Linked DNA regions of Homo sapiens: region 1 is linked to region 2. Evidence: read pairs that join two places in POLR2A ChIA-PET (ENCODE). Cell type or tissue: OCI-LY7. All regions are shown on one strand. Links, peaks and the distances in the headings refer to the core of each region. The heading gives the core; the rest is flanking DNA.

Region 1 (7,655 bases), core at 1,546-6,545, 950 kb after region 2:
GAAAAAGCTGAATTTTCTTTGTCTTGGTGAAGGTCCTAATAATAACCAAGTGGGATCTTAGAGACTGGGGATGGGAACATCTAGCCTGAATTTCTCTTTATGTGTGCCTGTCCATAGACAACTTGAGTACCCTCACAACATGGCAGCTGGCTTCCCCCAAAGAAACAGAGCCACGAAACCAGGCAGAAATTGCAATGCCTTTGAAAATCACATCCCATTACTTTCACAATATCCAGTTGGTCAGGCAGTTGGGGTCTTTTCAATGTGGAAAGGAACTACCCAAGGACATGCCCATCAAGAGGCATGGTCACTAGTTGCCACCTTGAAGGCTAGCATTAAGAACATTTGTGATTCATGGAAGGATATCAACGTATCAACAGGAACAGGAGTTTGGAAGAAATTGATTCTAACTTTCATAGATGACTTTGAAGGGATCAAGACTTCAGTGGAGAAAGTAACTGCAGATGTGGTGGCAATAGCAAGAAAATGGGAATTAGAAGTGGAGGCTGAAGGTATGACTGAATTGCTATAATGTCACAATCAAATTTTAATGGATAAGGAGTTGCTTCTTATGGATGAGCAAAGAAAGTGGTTTCTTAAGATGGAATCTACTCCTGGTGAAGATGCTATGAACACTGTTGAAAATGACAATAAAGGATTTAGAATATTCCATAAACTTAGTTGATAAAGCAGCAGCTGGGTTGGAGAGGATTGACTCCAATTTTGTAAGAAGTTCTACTGTGGATAAAATATTATCTCATGCCACAGAGAAATCTTTTGTAAAAGGAAAAGTCAATCAATACAACAAACTGTCTTATTTTAAGAAATTTTCACAACGACCCCAATCTTCAGCATCCACCAACCTGATCAATCAGCAGCCACCAACATGGAGGCAAGACCCTCCACAAGTAAAAAGACTGCAACTTGCTGAAGGCTCAAATGGTCATCAGCATTTTTTAGCAGTTGAGTATTTTTTAAATTACAGTATATATGTCCATTGTCTTTATTAGACATAATGCTATTGCACATTTAATAGACTATGGTGTAGTGTAAATATAACTTTTATATGCACTAGGAAACCACAACATTTGTGTGACTGGCTTTATTGCAATATTCACTTTATTGTGATGATCTGAAACTCAATCGGCAATATCTCTGAGGCATGCCTGTATTTAACATTTAACATTTTTAAGAGACTGTATTAGTTTGCTTGCGCTGCCATAACAAAATAGCACAGACTGGATGGCTTAAACAGCGTAAATTTATTTTCTCGCAGTTCCAGAGTCTAGAGGTCCAAAATCAAGGTGTTGAGAGGTTTGGTTTCTTGCGAGGCCTCCCTTCCGGGCTTGTAGACGGCAACCTTCTCACTGTGTCATTACATGGCCTTTTTGGTATAGAGGGAGACATCATGCACTGGTGTCTCTTTCTCCTCTCTTTGAAGGAAATCAGTCCTATTGGATTAGAATCCACTCTTAGGACTTCATTTCATCTTAACTACCTTCTTAAAGGCTCTATCTCCAAACCCAGTTTAATCAGGGGTTAGGGCTTCAATATATGGATTTTGGAGGGACAGAATTCTGTCCATTACACCCTCCATAACCCGATATTCCTGACTCATCTCTCTTTACTAACACAAATGCTAAGATTCTGCCACGAGAGTATTTTAAGCATAAAATGCACATCCTCCCTTTTTTCTCTAGTCAAGATTTTATCCAGGTCAAACTTCTCTGGTTTTCCCCAGTTCAATGCAGAAATAATTCATACACCATCTTTGCTCCTTTATAATGTTTTGCCTAAATCATTAATAAAACTAACATAAGAATAGTATTTTTCAATGCTTGTAATTCTTTCGTGCCTAATGTTCCCTATTAAATATCACAATCGCTGTATGATACAATTATTAATAAGATCATTTTATGAATGTGGTAACTGAGCCTGAAAGAGAGTATTTATTCATTCTATCACAATCAAGAACATTAAGGAATGAGCTTTTTGTAGATCATGGCACCATTCACTGATATATGAAACATTGAGAGTAAAGCAGGGTTTGTGGGAAGAGTCATGTTTAATTTGGCACATATTAAGTTTGAGGTGCCTATGACACATCCAAGTGTGTAAATATTATATGGTTACTTTATATAGCTAGTCTTGTGTTAATGTACAAGTTGGAATTTTATCTTCTCATTTCATAATGTTAGCACAAGTGCTAAAATGGCAAATGACCTCTTTTATTCTATGTCTTAAAGAATAATGCCATAATTATTTCTCTATTCCATACACGTTTCCGATATTCTTTTTCTCCCCATTATCCCCATACATTTCAAGTTAAAGACAGCCACTTTTTAGAATCATAGAAGTGTACAGGACCTGCAGTGAATATGACCTTAAGAAGTAACCTATATTTAGTTCTCTTATTTTACAGATGAAGAAAGCAAGGTACGGCTAGTTAAATGATTCACCCAACATCACACTTACTGCCCATATGGGGACTAACATTCAGATTTTCTAATTCCATTTCAAGAGACGATTTCATTAGACCCCTGATTCCCTAACAGTATTTTGCAGAACATAAATTATATAAGAAGTTCAGTGAATGAAATGATTCAAATGTGTCTGTTAACATTAAACACAATCCCCACTCCTGGAGAGTTGCAGTGAATGACCTGTTTAAATTTATTTAACCCAGCATTTAATGACACTTCCCCTTTACCACCATGTATTAATGTCAGTAGGAGATGCAATGGGGAGTGCTACACTATGCCACCCTTGAATATGATGTTGGTGAGTCTGAAAGGGACTTGTTTGCTCAGCTGGACAAGTATTATCCTGCTGAGATAAGGTTAGGATGATGCAGAAGGAAGTAGTTTCATTTGCTTTGGTAGATTTATGCTGCTATTGGAAGGCAGAGGACATACAAATGAAAAAGTTTTAGTAATAAATGAGTATGGGATTGTTTTAATGACCCACCTAAATGTTATTAATCTTATGACAGGGTGAGTTTTTGAAATATTTGATTTCTTCTAGGTAAGGAGTAATGTAAATACACTAAATTAGGAGTCCAGGGTTTCCAACTGGAGAATTGTACTTTTCATGTTAGTTGCTAGGAACTAGGCAATAAAGTTGTTGTGCTTTTATCTGGCAAAAAAGTTTGAGGAAAGACAGGAAAATAATTAAACAGAGTTAGAGTTTAATGCTGAGTAATTAATTTTGTTGCCTGAAGTAGTAAAGATGGATAAAAAGAATTCATTATAATGGAAATCTCAGCCCAGTTTTATGGAAGCACCCTGACTTGAATTTGAAAGAAACAGAAGTATTATTAATAAAACTTACATATAAATAGGAAGTGAAAGATTATTAATGCAACCTATATACACCTCAGTGATACAAGTTTAATCGAAACCATAGACAGTCCTGAGAAAAACAATATGCTAAAATATGAAGTGTTATAAATACATGAAAGAACATTTACATAATTTTCCAAGTCATTATAACAAGAGAAAGGCATTTTCATCCAGCACCAGGTATAGATGCAAAACGTGATTCACTTAAATATTTATTTATAGATAATTACTGAATAAGAACAATTTTGATGAATATTAATTTCTATTTAAATGTTATACCTAATGAATAATTAAGCCAATAATTTAAAAGTAAAATATTCCTTGTTAAAGATATGTCCTGCTAATTAAAAAATTTAAAAGATTACACATAAAAATTATAATGTGGGCCAGATGTGGTGGCTCACGCCTGTAATCCCAGCACTTTGGGAGGCTGAGGTGGGTGGATCACCTGAGGTCAGGAGTCGAAGACCAGCTTGGCCAACATGGTGAAACCCCATCTCACTAAAAATACAAAAATTAGCCGGGCATGGTGGCGGGTGCCTGTAATCCCAGCTACTCAGGAGGCTGAGGCAGGAGAATCACTTGAAACTGGAAGGTGGAGGTTGCAGTGAGCCAAGATGGTGACACTGCACTCCAGCCTGGGCAAAAGAGCGAAACTCCATCTCAAAAAAAAAAAAAAATATAATGTGGAAGTGGAAAGGACATTCATATAAATGTCTATCCAGGATTTTGCCAGCATCACTGTAGCTGGAAACTAAGAAAAATCATAGATCAAAAAATTTCTCGTTTAAAAAAATACAGTTTGAAAGTACAATTTTTTGTTTTTTCATAACAAAGTAATCAAACTTATAACTACTATCTATATTAATGTAAAGGAAACAAATGTAGTGTTATATACACTACACCATTAATATTTACATACATTAATGGAGAAAGTCAAATGTGGAAACACTTCTGAACTTAGAAGTCTGCCAGTTATGAGCTCTATGTACATAGACCCTTCTGTGTCTTTCAGGAAGTGGAAGAATTACGTAAATTGTAATCAGCATGCGAATATTAGATATTTAACTGGAGCAGTCAGTACTACTTCCCCGATCTCTCACTTGCTGAGAGATAATGAATTCTTTATTTCCAGTAAAGGCAAGTTTTGTTCCTTGGAATCGTAATTATTGAGATCCAGTGATGTTCAAGGCCCCATGCTAGAATTATGAATAGGCAGCTCTTTGCTTCCATAAATTTATATCCCAAGAGAAAAGCAAATAACTCTTTGCAAATACAATGATGATAGGAATTGTCATAAGCAAGTTACACATAAGGTACTATGAAGCCTCAGAAATTATAATTATTACTTTCAATTGTAATGACTGGAGAAAGTTTGGCATGCACACTCTGACATGAAGGATAGGTAAGATTTGATTTGCAAAAACAAGGCAAGGGATATTCTAAAGGGAATAAAGATCAAAAGGAATGCTATGGCTCTACTACAGGCACTTTGGGCAAGTCCCTGTAATTACAGTAAAGGGTACTGAAGAAATAAAATTAAATTAATTAAAATAAAATTAGAAATAACGTATAAATAGGAAAAAATAGCTAGTAATAAAGCATAAATTAACAAAACCTTATTTGCAATCTAAAAGATTTTAAATTAAGGGTTAATTTTAATTAGCCAAATGCAAGGGTATTCTACAATGAAACTGCATGTTTTTGAAATTAGAGAACATAACGTATTATACTAAAATACAACTGGCTAGAATTTATGGGTAAAAAAGTCAGAACTACTGTTGCATCAAATTCCCACAAAATGGCTTCTTGAGGTAAAAAAAATACCCACTGTTGCATAAATGCCTTCCATGTGCTAGGAAGTACACCAAATCCTTTGTATGTGTTACTTTTTCCATTTATTCCTTACAATATATGAAATGTATGCAATCTCCCTTTTAGAAAGAAAAAAGCCTAGGTAGATAGTAGGTAACTTGCTAGTAAGTGCAAAAGGTAGGAATATGGGCCAGTATGACCCACAGCTTGGCCTCTTAACTATTGCATTACTGCATCCCAAAGTAATATGGTTTCCAAGGAGTACAGAAACCTTACAGAACCAAAATAAAAGCATGTATTTTTTTTTAAATCAGATTTTGCCCTTTCGTTTTAAATTCAAAGCTCGGGCAATACAAGCCCTCTTTTTTTAAGCAGCACAAACATAAGTTTTCACATGAACTCAATTTAACTGCTAGTTAATGAGTAAAACCTAAACTTTAGTCCAGGTGTTGCCCACACACTCTGCAGTGTCAAAAACTGGAGATGAAAATGCTGTAACATTTACAAACAGGTTGCTCTGAATTTGTTTCCCTACAAATACCTTGTAATTCTGCGTTGCAGCTGGTGGAAGCATTTCTAATGCACATTATGCCACATTCTTTGCCATGTTTTTAGGTAATAGTTGGTCTGACTTTGATTTATTGAAGTACAGAGGCGGACAGCCTCCAGCTTATGAGAAGCGCCCTACAAAGGCACGGATGTTACCGCACTGTGACTCAACTATTGCCTTATAGTTCTAGTTTTGCAAAATTAATATTGAAAAATACAAGCAATGGGCATATGTTCTAATTCCTAGTGCCTGGGCCTCAGAGCCTCCAGCTTAGCCCAGAGCAGTGCGTAGAGGAAGAAGGTATTCCTGGAGTTTAGAAACACGCCGACGCCCCTTCCCAATACAAAAACTACCACCCCACCAAAGGGTCCCAGACAGTTCAGAAAGGTCAGAAGCTACTTCCACCGCTTTCCGTGCCTGTTTCCGCCTCCAATTTCACTTCCGGGGAGGGGACTTCCGGGCCCTCAGCCTTAAGGGGCGGGAGTTAAAGAGGAGTCGGAAGTGGCACCAGCACTTCCGGTACGGAAAACTCGCTGCTGCCCCAACCTGGCTTGACAGGCTTGGTCTCTGCAAGTGGCTCTCAGCCCCTTCTTCTTTCCTGCCTCACCTTCCAATTCGTTTGCCGCCGCCGTCCCGCAGCTGCTGTTTCCGGAGTTGCCCCTTCCCCATGTTCCGGGGCAGGAGTCCGCAAAGCGAAGATCCGCCCGCCGGTTCCTCATCATGTCCGAACTGACTAAAGAGCTGATGGAGCTGGTGTGGGGCACCAAGAGCAGCCCCGGTCTCTCGGACACCATTTTCTGCCGCTGGACGCAAGGTACCCTGGCGGGGCTCTCACACTTGCAGCCGCTGCTTCTTTTGCCCTGCGAGAGTCCGCCTGTGACGCCTCTCGCTCCAGCCCCTCGCGTGCCCCGCTCTCTGCCCCAGTCGCCGTGCTCAGCGCTGAAGCTGGACTTTCTAGACACGCCCTGCCTTGCCTTGGTGGGGAGAGTTTGAGTAGGAGAATGGTTACAGCTGCCACTAAATACCCGCAGCGCTCTTTCCATCCTCCGGGCTGCCCTTCGGCTGGGGAGGAGGAGAGGGTGGCCCCTTGCTGGGTTGCAGGGCGTGACACGGAAGATGCGCCCCGTGCCCCGGTGTCACTTTCTCAAGGGGTGCTGTGGCCTTCCGCATCTTTACCCCCTAACAGAGCTGTCTATTGGTGGTGGTTGGTCTATTTTTGGTGAGAAGGAGGGACGTCCAAGGGAAAGTCCAAGTGGCTAATTCCAAAAAGCAGTTTTTTGTTTGTATTGTCATTATGTGGTTAGGCGTGGTAGTCTGTGTATAAACACTGTTATTTGCTAAAAAGTGTACTCTTGGCCCAAAGTATCCCCGTTTTTTATATGGTTTATTATCTGTCACGGTTAAAAAAGGAATATGGATCATAGTACTTCCTCGGCCGGTATGCTTGTAACCCAGACAGGACTTTTACTTACATGAAGAGTCTTAGTACAAATAATAATGAAATAAAATAAGCATTTATTGAATTCTTGCACTGTAACAGGCTGGGCGCTTTATACTAGTAACTATCCCTAATTCTTAAGTTTGGATAGGCAAACAACTGACACATTCCTAAAGGTGACTTAGGAAAGATGATGATGAGGTTAAAACATAACCTTGAGTCAGAAGGATCAATAATTTATGTATGTAAAACACTATTATTATTAAAACATCTATTTAGGGAACACCTGTTCCCGAAATAGATTGGGCGGAATTTTGGCATAGTAAATATAAACCCCTATTTCAAAACGTGTATTTTGTAACAAAAATTCAGGATTTACGTAATCTCTCCCTCCCTCCCACATGTTTGTTTTAAGAGCTGGTAAAATTACAATTACGATGTATTGTTAAGTTGGGATATTTAGTCCCTCACTGTTGCTTTGCAGGCGAAAAAAATTAGTTGTAAAGGTAAA
Region 2 (7,310 bases), core at 786-5,785:
TGTGCAAGTCCCAGCTTTCAGGGAGGCTGCGGTGGGAGGATTGCTGGAACCCAGGAGTTTGAGTTTGTAGTGAGCTATGATCGTGTTACTAGGTGACAGAACAAGACCTTGTCTCTTAAAAAAAAAAAAAAGCTTCCCAGCATAATCGTAATGCTGCTGATTTTATTCTTTTTATTAAAGAGATTTCACTGCAGAAACTCTTTCCCAAGCAGCAGCTGTCTTCATCTGGTTGATAAAGTTGATTTTGAAGGGCCCTGTAATCAGCTTCCATTTCCATAGAGACAGAATCCCAGCTGTAGCCGGAGGAACTTTCTTTCATTTCTCTTATTTAAGTGTTTCCTGATTTTTTAATCTCTTCAAGTGTATTGCCCTCTCTGGGTGGTCAAGCCTTTATCATTTTTTTTCCAAGTTAGACTAAAATATTTTTCAGATAAATCTCGAAAACAACCTGCTTTCAAGGGAGTGGTCTTTCTAAAGGACCAGGCAAAATAATAAACAAATATGATCATGGGTTATCTGGAAGAGCTATCTCAAAAGTCTTGTTAAACCTGGAACACATGCTATCCATGTCGACCTTCTTTGGGGGATAGATTAAAGAGCTGGGGAGGACCTGTAATTTTAGATATAATCTATTAAAATCATTTTTTTGTTTTTTAATTTTTGTTTTTTGTTTTTGAGATGGAGTCTTGCTCTGTTGCCCAGGCTGGAGTGCAGTGGCGTGATCTCTGCTCACTGCAGCCTCCACCTCTTGGGTTCAAGCGATTCTCCTGCCTCAGCCTCCCCAGTAACTGGGGTTACAGGCGTGCGCCACCACACCTGGCTAATTTTTATATTTTTAGTAGAGACGGGGTTTCACCATATTGGCCAGGCTGGTCTTGAACTCGTGACCTCAAGTGATCCACCCGCCTTGGCCTCCCAAAGTTCTGGGATTACAGGCGTGAGCCACTGTGCCCGGCCTTAAAATTATTTATGTTTTCACTCCTCTAGGTTGTGTGTATGTGCCCACCTTTCTGTTTTTAAACACGCCGCTTCTTGGCCTGGGGAGCCCTTTTCGTTTTTCTCGCTCCAGCTAGCCCTTGCCCCCTTGTCAGTTAGTGCTTGTTGAAAGAAGGAAGGACTTAACTATTCACATGACTCCATTTCCTGTGACCTCCTCAAGGAGGCCCCTCGAGAATACTCAGTTCTGACCCACCATCCCATCCAGCCTAGCTGAAGTGTCTCTCTACTTGGCATAGTACTTGGGAAAAATTTATTGAAGAAGGAATGTTACTGCTTTTAGTTAAGAGATTCAGGTTGGCTAAGGGAGAAAGCATAGCTCTGGAGAAGGAGCATGTACTCTGTCTCCTTCCTGCAGGCTTCTCCGCAGTTTCCAGAGGGAAGCAGTTTCCAGCTATCAGGAACAAGATGGAACTGACAACTTCTATTTTTGATTGTATGATAGGGTTAAAACTGGAAATGCTTCATTGAAACAAAGAAGAGGTGTAGCCCCTTTGGCATGACTGAATCGGTAATGGCATTTGACTTTTTGTCAGTCCTCTGACATTCTGGCTCTAGTGGCCCTGGTGGCTTTTTTGTAAGCATCTTTTTTGTTTGCTACTAGCTGTGTATCCTTGGGCAAGTTGCTTGACCTCTCTGTGCCTCAGGTGCCTCATCTATAAAATGGGAATAATAAGAGCACCTCATAGGGTCATTGTGAATTAATATCTATAAGGGCCTAGTGTACCACCCGGTACCTGATGGTCTTAATACTTGCTATTATTAGAACACTCATGCATTACTTAATGGTGGGGATACGTTATGAGAAATGCATAATAAGATTTTGTCATTGTGTGGTCATTCCCAGAATGTCCCTACACACACCCAGATGGTGTAGCCTACTACACACCTGGGCTAGATGGTGTGCTTGTGACTCAGGCTTTTGCTCTTAGGCTACAAAACTGTACAGCATGTGATTGTATGGAATCCCATAGGGAATTGTAACATGATGGTGAGTGTGTGTGTCTTTATACAAAAACATACAGTAAAAATATAGTACATTATTGTTATCTCGTGGGACCGCTGTCATATTTGTGGTCCATTGTTTGTTTGTGTTTTTGAGACAAGGTCTCACTCTGTTGCCCAGGCTGGACTACAGTGGCATGATCTTGCCTCACTGTAGCCTCGGCTTCCTGGGCTCAAGTGATCCTCCCACCTCAGCCTCCCAAGTAGCGTAGATTACAGGCACATGCCACCACTGCCGGCAAATTTTTGTAATTTTTATAGAGATGGGGTTTCGCCATTTCTCCCAGGCTGGTGTTGAACTCCTGGACTCAAGCGATCTGCCTGCCCCAGCCTCCCGGGTGGTTCATTGTTGAGTGAAACATTATTAAGCGGTGCATGACTATTGTAAAAACCATTTTATCTGTGATGGTGTAACAAGTGCAAAACAATATCTTTATTTCTTGGAAACGTTGGTGATGGTACTTCTCAGTGGTCTTTGCCCACCTGTCCCATGGTCTTGTCAAACCAGCACACCCACTGCCTTATTCCTCACCTGAGTCAGAATTCCCAGGAGAAGTTGGGCGGCTGGGCCCAGTGTGCTAGGGTCAAGAGGAACAGCCGTTGCCACACACTGGCGAGTTCAGAGCTGTGCATAGCCCGGGGGGCGGCTGCTGGGGGAACAGCAGCAGGATTTTCGTTGGGATGTGCTTGTGGCCAAGTTTCTGTTGAGAATGGCAGACATGCTTTGAAAACTGGTAATTTTTCCACTAATAATTAAAATACTCTGTGTCCTGCAGTAACTATTTATTGAATGTATTTTTTTATGATAGGCATTATGTAACCAGAGTTCGTTTGGGAGTTTACATTGAATTTTTTAATTTCTATTTTTTTATTTTTTTATTTTTTGAGACACAGTCTCACTCTGTTGCCCAGGCTGGAGTGCAGTGGCGCGATCTTGGCTCACTGCAACCTCCGCCTCCCAGGTTGAAGCAATTCTCCTGCCTTGGCCTCTGGAGTAGTTGGGATTACAGGTGCCAGCTACCATGCTCCGCTAATTTTTGTATTTTTGGTAGAGATGGGGTTTTGCCATGTTGGCCAGGCTGGTCTTGAACTCCTGACCTCAGGTGATTCACCTCCCCCCCCCACCCCCGGCCTCCCAAATTGCTGGGATTACAGGTGTGAGCCAATGTGCCTGGTCTTATATTGAATTTTAAAATTATCTACTGAGAAATTATTGTTTGTTATGTTAAGATGACTATAAGGTGTCTATTACATGTGAAGTAGTTATATTTTCACCATAAGAACTATAACACTCACTGCTTTGCCATTATAACCAATGCTACAATTGGTATGGATAATAATTGAAAACCATACCCTGTATTATTTATTCATAAATTCACATGAACCTAGTTGAAAGAAAACACAATCTAGATACAGGAGATCCATTGTTAGAGAAAAGACTAGAGATGACTTTTTTTTTAATTCAGCGTAAAGACCTCTTCTTTGGATAGCAAGTTTGTGCAGGTGGGTTAATTTTTTTATTTTTTAAACCAAAGGATGATGTAAAAATGTGGCCAAGGAGCATTTGGTCTAGATCAAGTGTGTGAGCAGCAGGGGTCAGTGTTGAGCCTCTGTGTTTTGCTCCTGGGCTCCCTGGGAGGCTGGACACAGCTCGTCTCATCTCCACACAGAGCTTTGCTGCCTCTACAGTTCTTCCACCTTCATTCGCCAGGTTCTGTCTTTGGGTAGAGAGATGGAGTCTTAATGGCATTTTATCTGTGTAGCTCACAGTGAAAGAAATCTCACGTATGTTACAGTCAACCAGAGCATCTTTGAGGTTGGCATGTTTCACAGCTGCCTTGCATGTGGCCTCTGAATAGAGAAGTGCTGATCAGAGCATGTTTCCAATCAAAGGAAATGGAATTTGCAGTGTCCCCATTGAGCAGATTCCATCAGCGTGTGATGCTTAATGCTGTAAAACAGTATTTCAGGTTTGAGGTGCTAGCAAAGCCCAAAAGGCCAATAATAGGATTAATAGTACCTACTTTGTTAATGTCCTACGGCTGCAAAACAAAACACCGCAGGCTGGGTGATTTTGACAACAGAAATTTATTTCCCACGGTCCTGGAGGCTGGAAGTTCAAGATCATAGTGTCAGCAGGGCTGGCTGCTCCTGAGGCCTCTCTCCTGGGCTTGCAGGTGGCCGTCTTCTTGCTGTGCTCACATGATCTTCCCTCTGCATCCCTGCTGTCCCTCAGTCTGTTCAGTTTCCTCTTCTCATGAGGACAATAGTCAGATTGGGATAGGGTCCACCTTAAGGACCTCATTTTAACCTGATCGCCTCTTTAAAGGCCCCATCTCCAAATATAGTCACATGTTGAGGTATTTGGGATTGGGGCTTCAGCATATTAGTTTTGGGAAGACATAGTTCATTCCATAACATCTAGATTAGAGGTTCTCAAATGATACAGACCTGAGTGCCTACTCTGTGGTAAGTGCTTCTCACACTCATAACATCCCTCTTTGGTTCACCTACCGTCAGCATTTTATAGATGAGAAAGTAGAGAGCTATGGAGGTTCTATAAAGTCCCCAGTGTCACTCAGGCAGTGGTGGAAACGGAGTTCACTTTGTTTTTTTTTTTTTTTTTTTTTCTTAAATGGAGTTTCACTCTTGTTGCCCAGGCTAGAGTGCAGTGGCATGATCACGGTCACTGCAGCCTCCGCCTCCCAGGTTCCAGCGATTCTCCTGCCTTAGGCTTCCAAGTAGCTGGGATTACAGGCACCTGCCACAACGCCTGGCGAATTTTTTTAATTTTAGTAGAGATGGGGATGGGGTTTTGCCATGTTGACCAGGCTGGTCTTGAAATCCTGGCCTCAGGTGATCCACCTGCCTTCGCCACTCAAAGTGTTGGGATTACAGGTGTGAGCCACTGCGCCCGGTTGGAGTTCACTCTTGAGTGTGTCTGAAAGGTTTGCTGTGTGATACTGTGCTGTGTTGTATCCTAGCCCCGAAGGGCTCACCAGGGCCAGGCTTGGATGCCAAGGAGAGGTGACTCCTAGGGCCTGCCTTACCGTAAGGCATTCATTTTCAGAATTCTTTTTTTTTTTTTTTTTTGAGACAGAGTCTTGCTGTGTCACCCAGGCTGGAGTGCAGTGGCGTGATCTCGGCTCGCTGCAAGCTCTGCCTCCCAGGTTCACGCCATTCTCCTGCCTCAGCCTCCCCAGTGGCTGGGACTACAGGCACCCGCCACCAAGCCCGGCTAATTTTTTGTATTTTTCGTAGAGACGGGATTTCACCGTGTTAGCCAGGATGGTCTCAGTCTCCTGACATCATGATCCGCCTGCCTCAGCCTCCCAAAGTGCTAGGATTACAGGTGTGAGCCACCGTACCTCGTCTCAGAATTCTTTAAAACACTGTGTTAAGCAAATAAAATAGTGTTATTGGGCTAGCCCTGCCAGCTTGGAAACTTGGGTTTACAGGATGGTTGCAGAGCTTTAACTGTTGAAGAAAACATAAGAAGCAACTTAATCTCCATCAATATTAGCAGAACCCTCCCCACTTTCTTTATGGTTTCCTGAAAAACTATTAATCTCAATAGAATGGAATGATCAGATGTGAGATCTTTGTATACCGTATGTTAATTCATTTTCTTTTGTCTTCAAACTTAGAACATTAGCTTAAAACACTACAAAGTATGGGGCTGGAAAAGATTGTGTTGGGGAAATATTGGTTCATGTATCAAATAGAATAAACCTGAAGTACATTAAATGGTAGTTTTAGTTATAGTATCCATACCTCATAAAGATCCTTCTTATTTCATCCGTTTCTTTGCATATCCATTAATTATTCCTTTGGACTCTGTGTAACTTATAATTTTAAGGGTGAGGCCAAATGAAAGGCACACATCAGAACAAGCAATTACTTGCAAGGAGGTTTCGCCTCTTAGTTTTTCAGGACACAGTGCAGACCGGAGAACGGTAATGTGGTTTGCAATCTCAGTGTTTGAATGGTGGTCTATGTAACTTGGTGTTCTTAACAGCTGTAAGTGAGGCTGGGCGCAGTGGCTCATGCCTGCTGTAATCCCAGCCTGACTCATGCCTGCTGTAATCCCAGCGCTTCCGGAGGCCAACGTGGGTGGGTCACCTGAGTGAGGTCAGGAGTTTGAGACCACCCTGGCCAACATGGTGAAACCCCCTCTCTACTAACAATACAAGAATTAGCTGGGTGTGGTGGTACATGCCTGTAATCCCAGCTACTTGGGAGGCTGAGGCAGGAGAATCACTTGAACCTGGGAGGTAGAGGCTCCAGTGGGCTAAGATCACGCCATTGTACTCCAGCCTGGGCGACAAGAGTGAGACTCTTTCAAAATAAATAAATAATGAAACAGCTGTAAATGCTTAAGTCTTTAGGGCGTGTCAAAGATGCCTATGTAATTTATTATATGTTTGTATTCTACAACGTTGTGCACTCTTTGTTAGGAGGATGAAAATAATAGATAATATGATTGAAATACCATGCCATCTATGCATGGAGTGTATTAATATAATACACGCACACATTTACCACATACCAGGCATTGTGCTAAGCCCTCTGTATGGATTAATCTTTCAAACCTCACAATGTATTGTCATTATATAGTTAATAGGTAAGGAAACAGATTTAAGGAGCATCATTAACTTGCTCAAAGTCACCCAGGCAATAAGTGGTAGAGCCCAGATTTGAAGCCACACCTGCAGACGTCGGAAGCAGTGTTCTCAGCTTCTCCTGTTTTGCCTTACTGGTTTCTGACAGTCATATGCACATACCCTGTGGAGGAGATGAAGATAACGGCTAATTCAGCGAGCATGCTGAGTGCCTGTGGCCACCCGGTCATGTTCTAGAAGCCATGGTAGCTGTCCTGTCTGGGCTAATGATTCTGTAACAATTTAGGAATGCATTCAGGGACACTACCTATGTTTATCCCATTTGAACCAGGGAAACAGGAACCTTCATCTTCCCAAAATACTTACACATAGTTTTAAAAAAATCTATTCCAAAAAACCTTATTGAAGTATTCGTATCGATAAGTGCATAATGACAGTACAAGTTGACAGATTTTCAAAGCAAGAAACATTATCAGTAGGTTGGGAGCTGGTGCTCCTCCTAGTCACTCTCCCTTTAAGTCCTGAGACTGCCAGCCTCCTGAGCTTATACTGGTAGTTCCAATGGAAATACATAACAGAATGCAAGGCTTTTACTTAACTCCTCCTTCTAGTCCTCATCTTGACCTCCCTTCCACTCGGAAGCGTGCCTCTTACAGATATGGGTGATGATAGAATTGGAATATCTCA

Evidence for each region. ChIA-PET counts read pairs that join two places held together with the same protein. Peaks named below come from ENCODE experiments on the same cell type or tissue, not always from the same donor. Only the 100,000 strongest peaks of a DNase experiment are listed, where the experiment ranks them.
Region 1: POLR2A ChIA-PET joins it to region 2 with 13 read pairs; 7 of 35 experiments call an interaction of 5 or more read pairs at or near these places.

What each region holds. Positions count from the first base shown.
Region 1 is chr10:15,859,071-15,866,725 of GRCh38, reverse strand. It overlaps MINDY3 (MINDY lysine 48 deubiquitinase 3), which reads left to right and starts at 6,219. Exons shown (of 15, transcript NM_024948.4): 1 at 6,219-6,520. The coding sequence starts at 6,427. RefSeq lists an enhancer at 6,428-6,477. In OCI-LY7, for the core only: no CTCF peak of the experiment used is centred there; a DNase peak (open chromatin) is centred at 6,215; H3K4me3 peaks cover 1,308 bases; H3K27ac peaks cover 901 bases.
Region 2 is chr10:16,805,807-16,813,116 of GRCh38, reverse strand. All of the region lies in intron 2 of RSU1 (Ras suppressor protein 1), which reads left to right. Among named protein-coding and RNA genes, the nearest start is that of RSU1, 8.0 kb to the left of the region's middle. In OCI-LY7, for the core only: CTCF peaks have their summits at 3,375 and 3,575 (motif pointing right); a DNase peak (open chromatin) is centred at 3,586.